2 separate regions of the Homo sapiens genome follow, and region 2 is linked to region 1. The links are chromatin contacts, found by Hi-C or POLR2A ChIA-PET in ENCODE. All regions are on one chromosome and are shown on one strand. Each heading gives the region's core, a stretch centred on a gene start or an enhancer-like site at or near the end of the contact. The rest is flanking DNA. Distances are from core to core; before and after follow the strand shown.

Evidence for each region. Hi-C counts contacts between places; a loop is a spot of excess contacts on that map. ChIA-PET counts read pairs that join two places held with the same protein, here RNA polymerase II (POLR2A).
Region 2: a map of PC-9 shows a loop between it and region 1 (4-fold over the local background). The contact joins two enhancer-like sites. A Hi-C loop is called at or near these places in 1 of 168 maps with a recorded cell type or tissue (PC-9). POLR2A ChIA-PET finds 5 or more read pairs at or near these places in 2 of 52 experiments (PC-9 and activated T-cell).

What each region holds. Positions count from the first base shown.
Region 1 is chr1:93,959,336-93,965,699 of GRCh38, reverse strand. No RefSeq gene overlaps it. Among named protein-coding and RNA genes, the nearest start is that of GCLM, 53 kb to the right of the region's middle. Within about 2 kb of position 4,704, at least 5 of the 41 ENCODE cell types and tissues checked have a DNase peak (open chromatin) inside an H3K27ac peak, as active enhancers do; they include PC-9, where a contact is called at or near this core.
Region 2 is chr1:94,254,461-94,260,623 of GRCh38, reverse strand. All of the region lies in intron 2 of ARHGAP29-AS1 (ARHGAP29 antisense RNA 1), which reads right to left. It also overlaps a transcript of ARHGAP29 not described here. Among named protein-coding and RNA genes, the nearest start is that of ARHGAP29-AS1, 9.7 kb to the right of the region's middle. Within about 2 kb of position 1,468, at least 13 of the 41 ENCODE cell types and tissues checked have a DNase peak (open chromatin) inside an H3K27ac peak, as active enhancers do; they include PC-9, where a contact is called at or near this core.

The DNA of each region.
Region 1 (6,364 bases), core at 3,455-5,954:
TTGGGAATAGAAGAATGAGCCAAGGGGCTGGTGTGGTGGGAGGGGATCCAGATTAGAGAGGTGACAGTTTGGGGAATAGTATGTGCCTGCTACAAGAGTCCTCCCTGAACACCCCTGGGTTAGACACCATCAGCTCTGCTCCTGGACCACCCAGGGTCATCTGTGGAAACATTACTACTTTGTGGAATGTTTGACTCGTTATATGTCTATAGCCCCTACCAGACTGTGCGCATTTTTGCCAGCATGGGCAGTAGCATTTGTCACAGTTGCCTCTGGTTCTGGGCAAAAGGTTCAATAAACAGTTGCTGAATGAGAAAGTTGCTGGTCTGGCCTAACCTTTCAGGCACTCTCATGTCAGGCACAGAGCATTCTGGGCTGGGCTCTCACTTGCTCACCTGTAAGCTCCACACAGTTCTAGGGTACAGATGGTGGCAAAACTCCAACAAATAGCCACACTGGCCCAAATATCTCTTCCTGGAAGAGAAACCTCAACACACAAAAAGAATTAAATGCCGACGGAGGTCACTGAGGCCGCAGACCCCTCACCCAGAGTTCTCAATGTGCTGATTCACCAGGAGCAAACAGGAGCCCTAAGGCCTGGCAGAGGAGAGGATGGTGCACCAGAAATGGGAGTTCTAGCTCTGACTCCACCCCAGAGCCTGTAAAGGTCTGGGTTTGGTGCTGGCTATGATCCTGGGAGTAGGAAGGTAAGAGAAAAGCTGGCCAATCTGAAAAGCACATAGGCTGGGCTACACCCAACCTTGACCTCAGCTCTGGAGACAGCCCAACCCAAATCCTCCCACCTAAAACAAACTCGCCTTGCATCATACATTCATATTGTGAGTCACAGGGCAAAAATCCCCTGAAGACCCTTGTGGTTGGTGCTTTTTACAAACAAGGATATCTATATTGGGCAGCTAGCTACCTTTCCTTTGACAGGAAAGAGACATGCCTCCCCACACCTCATTTCCCACAGTACAGATCTTGTCTGGACCTTATTTTTGCCAAGACCAGGCAATAACCAGCCCTGTGGTGCTGTGCTGTGTCACCAGCCTCAGCCTCCCTCCCCAACACTTGAACTCTGGAGGCAAACCCATGCCCCTTTCCTAAGATGCTGGAGTTGAGAGGCTGCCAACTATGTTATAAGGAAGATGGGAGCAATCTATTCCCACTGAGCTAACTGAGGTAGTGGGAAAGGAGAGGGTTTGTTGAGATTTTTCCTCTATTCTATTAAATGCACAGGCTTTGGCATCAGTCAGACCTGGGTTCAAGTCCCAGCTCCGCCACTTTCTAATTATTTGACTTTGGGCCAGTCACCAACCTCTCTGAATCTCGGTTTGAATCTATAGAGTGCAGATAGGACTAACATCCACCTTGAAGGGTTGCTATGAGGACTATGTGAAGCAATAACTGTCATACACGCAGCATGGCACCTGCATAGTGCACAGTAAGAGCTTAGCAAATGTTAACAACTGTTCACAGCCGGGAAATTTTGGGCCCAGAACAATAGGGCTTATGTTTTTTTTTTTTTAATTTCCCCATGAACCATTGTAATTGAGCTTATATCAAGACCAAATCCTAATCCCACACACAGAATTCATGTCTTGTCGTGTCACCCATCTACTACCCCATAGTTCCAGCTACTTTGGATTAAACAACTGAGAGCTCAGAAGTGTACAAATAAAAATCCACAAGCAAAGACTGGCCTGTCTCTGACCGTAATGGCAAATACAAAGCCCAAGAATCCCCACAGCTCAGATCTGCTGTTTCTTTCTGCCCTGGCAGTAAGCTCAGAAATCTGGCAGCTGAAATTCAAGTTACTCACTTTGAGCGTGCAATACCTCTGCCTCAGTGTTTTTGCTTATTCATGGTGAGAAGGGTTACTTTTTAACCTTATTTAAAAAAAAAAAAAATCTCTGCAGCCAGCAGTGGGAGGACTGAGTACCAGGAAGCTGGAAGCGCCTTCAGGACGCGTGATAATAGACGTCACCTGTTGGAGAGGCTGGTCCCGGGTCCCCCTGCCAGTTTTGGGCCAATAAACCCTACTGTTCTGTTTGGGTTGGCTTCGATTTCTGGCATTTTACAAATCTAAAGGATTCAGATGAGGCGGGCAATAGGGTGAGTAAAGACTACAACCCCAAATGTAAGTTAGGGTCCTTAGCCAAACTTTCCCTGACTTGGTTAACAAATAAGCCAGTGATTAAGCACATTCTATTCTGTAGCCCAGAGAGGATCCTCCCCATTACCCAGCCACATAAACTCTAGAATAGTAACTTCAGCCCCAATTCAACATCACTTTGTTTGTGTTTGCTGCATGTGGTGGATGGCAAGCCCACCTCCAACTCCAAAGCCACTGCTGGGACACCATCAGGACCCAGAGCAAAGGAAGGTGGGGCCCTGTTCTGTGGGACTGGCCCACAGGGATTGGTGTATGCCTGGCACTGTGCCTACCACTTTACCTGCATTTCTTCAGTTAATCCTTATAACAACCCCATGCCGCAGAAACTGTTATTCATGTCCCCTTTACCTATGGGAAATGGATAGCTCAGAGAGGTTAAGTGGCATGTCCAAAAAATCGTCAGAAGCAGACCTTAAACTCCACAATCTGATGTCAGATAACACCACCTTTACCATCAGAAGGGGATGCAAAGACAGGAAGAAGAATGTTCCAGATTGAAGGAACAGCACTTGCAAAACCATGAAGTTACAAGTTAGAAAGACTGTGGCATTTCCAAAAATTGGGAGATTAGTGAGCAGTGGAGTTACTTGGGAAGGCTCAATGGGAGAGGGAGAAGGATTGGGAGGGACCCAGGGGAAAGGGAAGCGGAAGAGGCAAGAAACCCAAGTGCAGTTAAGGAGTCTGGCATGTTCAGGAAACAGCGAAAGACCAAGCACAGACTTGGTTACAGCAAAATGTGCTGACATCCCTGCTGTAATATATCTATTCTCTAAACTAAAGCCTATCTGAACATGTATGAATGAGTGCTGTTAAGGACACCTGTGAATTGTGGCAGCTCTCATCAATGCCTCAGGACCAGAACTCAGGCTACCATCCTCAGGGAGGCATGGTGTCCTACCTGTGGTTCTCTCAGCCAACCTCTGCTGACATTCTATTCCCTTCCACACCAGGGGCATTGCAAATGTGGGTGGCTCATGATAGCTTCCTCTAGACAAGCTCTTTAGACTCAAAATCCTTTTACAAAAGAAGTTGCTCTTTATTTGTGCTTTGGGAATTCCATTGTTCAGATGGCAAGTTTAACTTCTTCTCTCTTTGGCACTGAGAAAAAAAAATGTTTTTGTTTTTAATAGGCTTCTACAAATCAAATACTTAATATTTCTCTTAAAATTGAGGTTATCTGGGTGACTAGTTCAAGAGACATTCCAGGTTGTCCTGACACAACCAGAGAGGCTGGTCACTGTCCGGCTGAGACACCAGCTCCTTGTCCGGGAAAGTTAAGCACACTGGAGCCAGCCCCCAACCCCCAGGCAGCATGGGTCTCTCCCTCCTCCCAGGTCCTCAAGCCTCCTAAAATCTCTGCCTCTGACCTCATATCATAACTTTCTGTGACCAAGCCACCACACAGAAAGTTCCTGGAGGTGAGGGTCACGCTTCATCTACTCTTCCAACAAGTATACACTAATGCCTTCTAAGTGCCAAGCAAATTGTTAGGCCTGGAAAACACTGCCAGCAAGGCTGTTCTGGTACTGGAAATGCCAGGATGCCAAGAGTACATGAACATTTATGAGTATGCACTCTGGAGCTAGACTCCCCTGCTCCAACACTGGCTAGCTAAGTGACCCTAGGCAAGTCACTTAACTTCTACGCAACTTCGTTTCCACTCTATCTAATGGTGATAATAACAGGGCCTACCTTATCATGATGAGAGGATAAAATGAATCCAAATAGGTAAAGTACATCTATGGTTAGTACTCAGTAAGCTCTATGTACAAGGGTAAGCACAAGATGTTTTAGGAGACCACAAGAGGGTTGCATAACTCAGACTTGGGAGGGCTTCCCAGAGGATTCGCACTCTAAACAGGGACTTTAGAAATCAGTTAACCATCGGAAGGGGATGCAAGGACAGGAAGAAGAATGTTCCAGATTGAAGGAACAGTACTTGCAAAACCATGAAGGCAAGAGTCCATGCTTTCTTTGATGAGTTTGCTTCATTTAAAAAAAATAAAACAAACAGCAATTCAGTCACTAATAACAGTTATTACAAAGTTTGTACTGTGCCTTCTATCCTTGAACTATTAGTGTACAAACTGCAAAGAATGCAGATTTAGGTCACAGAGAGCAAGTCTGAACTAAATCCATCTTTGAAGGCTCTACCAGCAAGGTCAAAATGGCTCACAGTTCTCTTTTTATTTTCAACAGGAAACAAACATTTATGAACCCCAAATGTTAGGTTAATTTAATGGCTTCTTAGAAGATGTTTGGTCTGAGGATTTTGGAAGAGAAAACACAGTGTAGTCTTTGTTTTTTACTCCTCACCACAGCACATTGCTTGTGGGAGGCACCCAATAAATTCTTTTTCCTTTTATACTCAAATGCACTGCATTTTAGTTTTCATACTAGTTTTTTAACAAATGCTTTTTAAATGATGTATGTTCAAATGAATCCTGCCAATGCCCAGAACTTCTCTTCCCACTCACCTCACAAAAGGCAAGCCTAGGCCTGCCTCCAGCCTCTTAGAGTAGCAGCTTATCTCCAAGATGACATCCCCACAGAGCTGAGTTTTATGATCAGCTATCAAATCTCAGCATAAACTGAGAGCAAAGATTGGAAAGACAATAAAAATAGAAACGAGGCCAAGCATGCTGGCTCACACCTGCAATGCCAGTGCTTGGGGAGGCTGAGGTGGGAGGGCCTCTTGAGCCCAGGAGTTCAAGGCCGTGGTGAGCTAGAATCACATCATGGCACTCCAGCCTGGGTGACAGAGCAAGACCCTGTCTCTAAAAACAAACAAACAAGCAAGTCAGGTTTTACATGCCAAGCCAGTTCAGAGAAGCAGTGGGACCTATGATTAAATTTCGATTTTAAGAAAACTAAAGGGGAAGGAATTTTCCCAGCAAGCAATAATCCTTTTCAGAAGACTAGCAAAGCCTGTTCTTTATTAATGAATGAGGAACTGTGGTTCCTGAGATAATAGGAGGAAAGGGATTTTATAATTCATCAAAGCCAGGGATTTTCAAACACCTTTTGAAAGCTTTGTTCAAAATAAATATTACCAAGATATGTAAATAAAACACACCATGACAGAACTATTCTGGTTGAACGCAGGGACTAGGCCCCAATATTGTTGCCTTCTAACCCCAGAACATATCTAAAACTACTAATTTTAGTCTAATAACCACTCTTCCCTTTTACAGATGGAAAACCTGAAGCTGAGAAAAAAATAGATGACTTCTCCAAGGTCACACAACTAATTGCTAACAGAGCCAGTGTAAGTTCCTAGGTCTACTTACTCCAAATTCAATGACATGTAGATGGTATGAGAAATACACTTACTGATGTGGAAGGGGTGGATGATGGAAAGTAGATGGGACATGAGAGGAAGAGGGTCACCCTGTTGAATACACACAGAAACAGGGCAGGACAAAGCCATGCAGTGGCTATTACAGGTTGAGTATCCCTTCTTCTAAATGCTTGGGACCATAAGTGTTCCAGATTTCAGACTTTTTAAGATTTTGGAATGTGTGCATTACACTTACCAGTTGAGCATGCCTCATCCAAAAATGCAGAATTCTAAGTGCTCCAATAAGCATTTCCTTTGAGAGTCATGTCAGCATTCAAAAAATTTCAGATTTTGAAGAATTTTGGATTTCAGGTTTTCAGATTAGGGACACCCAATCTGTAGCTGCCTGGGGGGCTCTAAGATGCCTACTTAGAAGACAGCATATCCCATCTTCTCTGGATTACTAGGATGCGATGATTTGTTTGCATATTCAAGTCAACAGGTATTAACTGAGCTTCTGTTATTAGCTGCTAGGCAGCGTGCTGGACAGAGTTAGCAAACACCAACCCACTACCACCACTATCCCAGCACTCACCACCCAGTACAGAAGACAGATGGGAAGCCCTTAACTTAATGGACCTTTAGGGTAGCTACGCAACCAGAGGGAGGAGGGAGACAGATTGAGTCACTGGGAGAATCAAACAGCCCAGAAGAAAAGACATCTATGTAGCGTTTCCAAGGATGAGCTTGTCACCAGGAAGACAGGGGAAGTGGGGCATCTTGTTCATAGAAAACAGAAACAGCTTTCAAACGAGGCAAAAGATATTCATTTGTAGTTTAGAGAGATCACCAAGGTGGCACTGTAGAAATCCATGGCATGAGGAGGCTTCTGTGATGGTTGAAAA
Region 2 (6,163 bases), core at 219-2,718, 300 kb before region 1:
CTACAAAGCATTCTATTTAAACTCTCCAAGACAGAAGGTCCTATTAGTGCTATTGATTATTCTTTCCTTCATTAAGTAAAGCTTCCTTGCCAGATTACTCCATAGAACACTGACAGGCCTACAGACGAGCTGCTCTTGGACCAGATACCCAAATTTGATTGAATCAGCTGAGGATGGGATATAGGAGCTTGTGACCAGCTTTCTTCAGAGTTGCTATGGGCATTCCAAAATTGAAAGTGTAAGAAATCCCTCTGCAATGCAGAGAGTCCATCAGATTTGAGGCAGGGCCCCTCTGGGGGTAAGAGAAAGGAAGGGATCTGTCTTTAGAGAAACGAAAGCTGGTTTGGTTGTCAGAATCGTAGTCTCAAAAGGGAAACTGAGCCAGAAGCCCCTCAGATAGACAGGGCAAACATGGCAGAAAATGGGAAAAGGCTACCATATAATGCACACTCGAATGTCCATGGCTCATCCCAGGCATAACAGATTTTAGGCTTGTGATGACGTGGCAAATGGTGGTAGACATTGGTAGATGGACTTCCTAAACACAAGCAAGTCTTGCTCAAGATTAGATCAGAACTAAGCCATTTTGAATCAACACATGGAATGCCTCTGGTCCTCTACAGAAACTCCGTAGAGACTTTTGCATTATGCAGGGAGGACACTTTTCCTCTCTGAAAAGTTCATTCTTCGGCCAACAGTGAGTCAGAAAATGCTCTCTGAACTTTTGACTTGGGAGCTTTGAAATTTAAACTTCCAACACAGATTCCTGTTCCATCTTGAAAGGGCATTTTAGTATTTAAATTTTTTTCTTTATCATGTGTATTAGTTTCCTGTGGCTGCTTTAACAAACTACCACAAACTTGCATCACTTAAAACAACAGAAATGGATTCTCTCACAGTTCTGGAGGCAAGGCAGGCCCATGCTGCCTCTGTAGTCCCTAGAGATGAATCCCTCGTTGCTTCTCCCTAGTTTCTGATGGTTGCCGGCAATCCTTGGTGTTCCTCGGCTTACAGGTACATTGCTCCAATTTCTACCTCTTCCTTTATACAGGTATCTTCCCCTTGTGTCTCTGTTTTCTCTTCTTGTACGGACAACAGTCACTGGATTAAGTCCCACCCTAATCCACTATGACCTCATTAGAACTAATTATATCTGCAAAGACCCTATTTCCAAACAAGCTTACATCCTAAAGTTCTGGGAAGACATGCATTTTATGGGGACATTATTTGATCCACTACAACATGTCCAATCTTTGGTCAAATTAATACTAGAACAAAAATTCTATGCTTTTCCTAGTCTCTGTTGGATGAGGTATATTCATTACTTGTATTTCTAAAATGGATACAGGTCACAGAGATGACTGGAATTGTGAAATCTCAAATCTTTGACCAGCTGCCCATCACTGGCAGAGTTCCAAGGAATCTAGGCAAAAGGGACAGACACCTAGTAAAAGAACACTCCTTATGACTACTTGGGAATTTGGCCCTAAACCCCACTGCCTGTCCCCACCCACCCTTGTTCTAGAGATTTGGGCTGAACCACTTGGCCTGTGTTCTACATACCTGAATGAAAGCAAGAAAATATCTTCTTGCAGACTCAGAGTCAAGACTTTATGATTTTCCATGGTGACAAGAGCTCAAAAATGACTCACCCAAATGAAAAACACCACAAGGGAAAGAAAAACTTGATCTCTCTACAGTGGGAAGCAGCAGACACAGAGGATAAAGATGTGGGTTTTTTGAGTCAAGTCTGACATGAGTTCAGATCCCTGGTTTTGCCACTTACTAGCTGGGTGAACTTGTTCATATTAATTAGTCTCTTTAAGTCTCAATTTCCTCGTTAGAGCAATGGAGATCATAATATCTTCCTTATAGGTGATTGTGAAGAGTAAATAAGATAATCTATGTAAGACCTTACTACATAGGAAGCGCTAGTTATAATCATTACTAAGGCCTTGAACAACTGGCCTAAACTGCCCCTATCAGGCCTGTTGTCTCCTGGACCCTTCCCTGATTACCACTGGAACTGCCTAAAGCAGAAGGCTTTCCCCTGTGGGAGCCCCCTAAGACCCTCTCTCAACAGCCCATGAGAGCTAAGGTCTCCAAAGAGGGAAGGCAAAGAACACTGTGGTATCAGCTAGAGTTTCTAACTTACAGATGACAGACTGGCAGCTCTCAGGCCAGATTCCACCTCTCATGATTTTTATTTGGCCTGGACAATTTTAAAAATTTGGAATTTATTGTCCACATTAAAAAATTCAGAAATGTTCTATAAAAATCCAAATTCCTGGCTTAAAAAATTGAGAGACCAGGTAATACTGAGCATAAGTTCTCCTATGACTAGAGGGCACATTTACTGTAATGTACAAATTGGCACACTTCTGAGAGTGAGAGAAGGGTCTATCAATAATTTTACCTGAACAATTAGTGTTAACTGAAACTGTCCAGGGCAAATTAGGAATGGTCATGTTACCCATGACTCCAGTGGTCTGGAGGTAAGTAGGAATGGATACTTCCTGCAGGAGGTCTTGTCTCTCTGTTTGTCTAGGGTTTTGAGTTTTGAGCTTCTATTTTAATACTTTGTCATATCATACCTAATACTTGGTCCTCCAACACCAGAATCCAACATCCCTGATCGGGGCTTCTATCATCATCTTCCTTCTCTAAGAAGGAAAAGGTATGGAGTGAGTTATCAAATCAGTGCATATGCTGGACTTCATTCAGGTGCTCTCAGGGGTTCTGATAAGATTTCCAATAGGGCACAGACTACCTATACAATGTTGGCAACACTCTGTCATCATCCAGTGCCTATTAACTAGTCCTTGCTGCTGTTATAGAGCATATATCATTAGGATAATGTCACATGTGTCATAGATACATTGGAAGCTTTTCTTCTCCTTCTCCTTCTTCTTCTTGAGACAGGATCTCCCTCTGTCACTCAGGTTAGAGTGCAGTGGAACAATCACAGCTCACTGCAAGCTTGACCTCCCAAGCCAAACAATCCTCCTACTTTAGCTTCCCAAGTAGCTGGGACCACAGGCATGTGCCACTATGCTCAGTTAATTTTTTTTTTACTTTTGTAGAGACAGGGTCTCCCTGTGTTGCCCAGGCTGGTCTCAAAATCCTGGGTTCAAGCAGTCCTCCCATTTTAGCCTCCCAAAGTGCTGAGATTACAGGCATGAGCTACTGTGCCCAGCCAAGATTCTTTTTTTTGTTGTTTTTTGAGACAAAGTCTCACCCTGTTGCCAGGCTGGAGTGTAGTGGCCTGATCTCGGCTCACTGCAACCTCCACCTCCAGGGTTCAAGTGATTCTCCTGCCTCAGCCTCCCGGGTAGCTGAGACTACAGGCGTGCACCACCACACCCAGCTAATTTTTGCATTTTTAGTAGAGACGGGGTTTCACAATGTTGGCCAGGATAATCTCCATCTCCTGCCCTCATGATTTGCCTGCCTCAGCCTCCCAAAGTGCTGGGATTACAGGTGTCAGCCACCATGCCCGGCCCAGCCAAGATTCTTGAAGTGTCTTCTGAATCATAAAAGGATTGGTTTGAGAGGATCATAAATCAATTCTTTGAAAATTCTTAATTTTCAAACAGCCTCCATCCAATGAATGAATTATGTTTTAAAAAGTTTGCTTCTAAGTCTAGCATAAAAAACCTGAAAAGTATATACCTATAGGAGCAATGTTACTTCCCTATCCCACACACAAACATACACGAAGTAAAATAAAAAGTAAACCATAGAATATATAAAGATTAGTACTGTTGGGCAGGCGCGGTGGCTCACGCCTGTAATCCCAGCACTTTGAGAGGCTGAGGCGGGCGGATCACGAGGTCAGGAGATCGAGACCATCCTGGCTAACATGGTGAAACCCCGTCTCTACTAAAAATACAATAAATTAGCCGGGCGTGGTAGTGGGCGCCTGTAGTCCCAGCTACTCGGGAGGCTGAGGCAGGAGAATGGCGTGAACCTGGGAGGCGGAGCTTGCAGTGAGCCGAGAATCGCGCCACTGCACTCCAGCCTGGGAGACAGAGCGAGACTCTGTCTCAAAAAAAAAAAAAAAAAAAAAAAAAAAAAAAAAAAAAAAGATTAGTACTGTTAAATCTATTTCTGGTTTTGGTTAAATTGGAACTCTGTATTTATGTAAGAGAAAGTATCTTCTAAACAATTATTCTTAAGAAATTCTGACCCAAGTTCAGTAGAAGGGAGGTAACTTATGAAGGGGTTCTGGGGGCATTTTCTTTCTCTGCCCATTTGTATGTGCAAAGTGTTTATTCATGTAATATTTGTAGGGTAGATACAATCTGTGTAATAAATATCAAAGCTCTTCATTATCAAGAATATTTGATGAATACAGAAAGTCATTCCTTGATTAAAATGGATTATTTAAAACATACAGAGAGGAATAGAACTAACTACCTAGAGCTGGTGGGTATGTCGGAGAGAGTCCTGCTTGAGGAGACAGGTGACCTTGCTTTGAGTTCAATCTCTTCTATTAACTTGTAGTGTAATTTTGAGTAAATAGTTCACCTTCCTTGAGATACAGGTTTCTTAGTAGCTGAATAAGGATGATAACAATAATTCATATTTCACAGACTTGTTTTGAAGACTGAGTTAATGTGTGTAGCAGAGCTTTGTGTACTGTGAAATGTTATAGAACCAAAAAAGAATAGAAAAGTAAGCTAATGCTTATTGAGCTCATATTATAAACCAAGCACAGTGATGGAATTAGTATTATTAACTAACCACCAATACCAATTGCAATGGCAGCAACAGTATCCCTAAAACTGCCACACTAACTCTTCCTCTCTTAGATACAAATGAAGAGACCAGGGCATCCCTTCAACTCTGAGCAGAAACGAATCAATCTCCTCCCACTGAAAATTCTTTACTTACAGAACACCAGGCTTGTAAACATCCTGCCTTCTCATTTTAATGACAGTATTACAATGGATGTGATGCCTTATCCTGGGCCACACCCCAGAGTAGGAGTGATATTGACTCATTGTGTGACTTGTGAATATTAGGAAGAAATGCCGCACTTAACAAGTTGGATAATGGCAATTTGCAGCCACAGGTGGACTAACATTTCTACAGGGAAGGGAAGAGGATGGTCCTGGATCCAACTAGAACCCATCAGTGCTGTTATTATTTAAGTCCTGTCATTTAAATAGTGTTGCCTTATGTGTTACTCTGCTAGGACTGCCATAACACAGTACTGCAGACTGGGAGGCTTAAACAACAGAAATTCATTTTCTTACAGTTCTGGAGGCTAGAAGTTTGACATCAAGGTGTCAGCATGGTTGGTTTCTTTTGAGGACTCTCTCAACTTGTAGATAGATGGCCATCACTCCCTGTCTTCACATGGTCTTCCCTCTGTGTGTGTTGGCATCCTAATCACCTCTTCTTGTAAAGACACTTGTCATTGGCTAGGGGCTGCATACACTAATGACCTCATTTTAATTGAAGTACCCCATTTGAAGCCCCTATGTCCAATATAGTTACATTCTGAGGTACTGGGTGTTAGGACTTTAACATATGAATTTGGTGGCGTGGGGGTGGCAAACACAGTTCAACCTATAACACATTGTTAGATAAATCAGTAGTCTACTTTGTTCTCAAGAAATTTTCCCTAAGCTGTGATCTTTATGTCCTTTGTCTTTTCCTCTTCCCCAAAGTCCTGTCCCCACTACCAAAAACCACCTTCAGTTTTTATAGCACTTCAAATACTGATTCATGAATACAACATTGTTATTGGCATCTGGCAGCTCCATTTCACTGACTTGGTGTTCAAGAAAAGCTGTGTAAATTAAAATGCCAGCTCTCTGTGAAACATCTTCACAGGGTCCTTCTGGAATCCACTGTCCCTTGACCCACATCCTATGCTTCTATTTTCTGACTCACAAAGCAACTCCAAGGTCTGGATAAGACCACTTGCCTACCGGTCTACTCATTTCCTTAGGTTCTGGTTTTTTAGTAGGCTTGTTTTACCTTTTAGTCATTTTTCCCGAATGGAGCTCTTTTTCACCTCCTCTTGGTTCTTAGTCATTACCCAGGAGGAAGTTACTAGAAGTCAGATTGCCAAGCAGTATTGCCTTCATGGACTCACAGAAGAGATCTAAAGCATTTCTCACCTTGCAGCCAATTCAGGCTAACTCCTAAG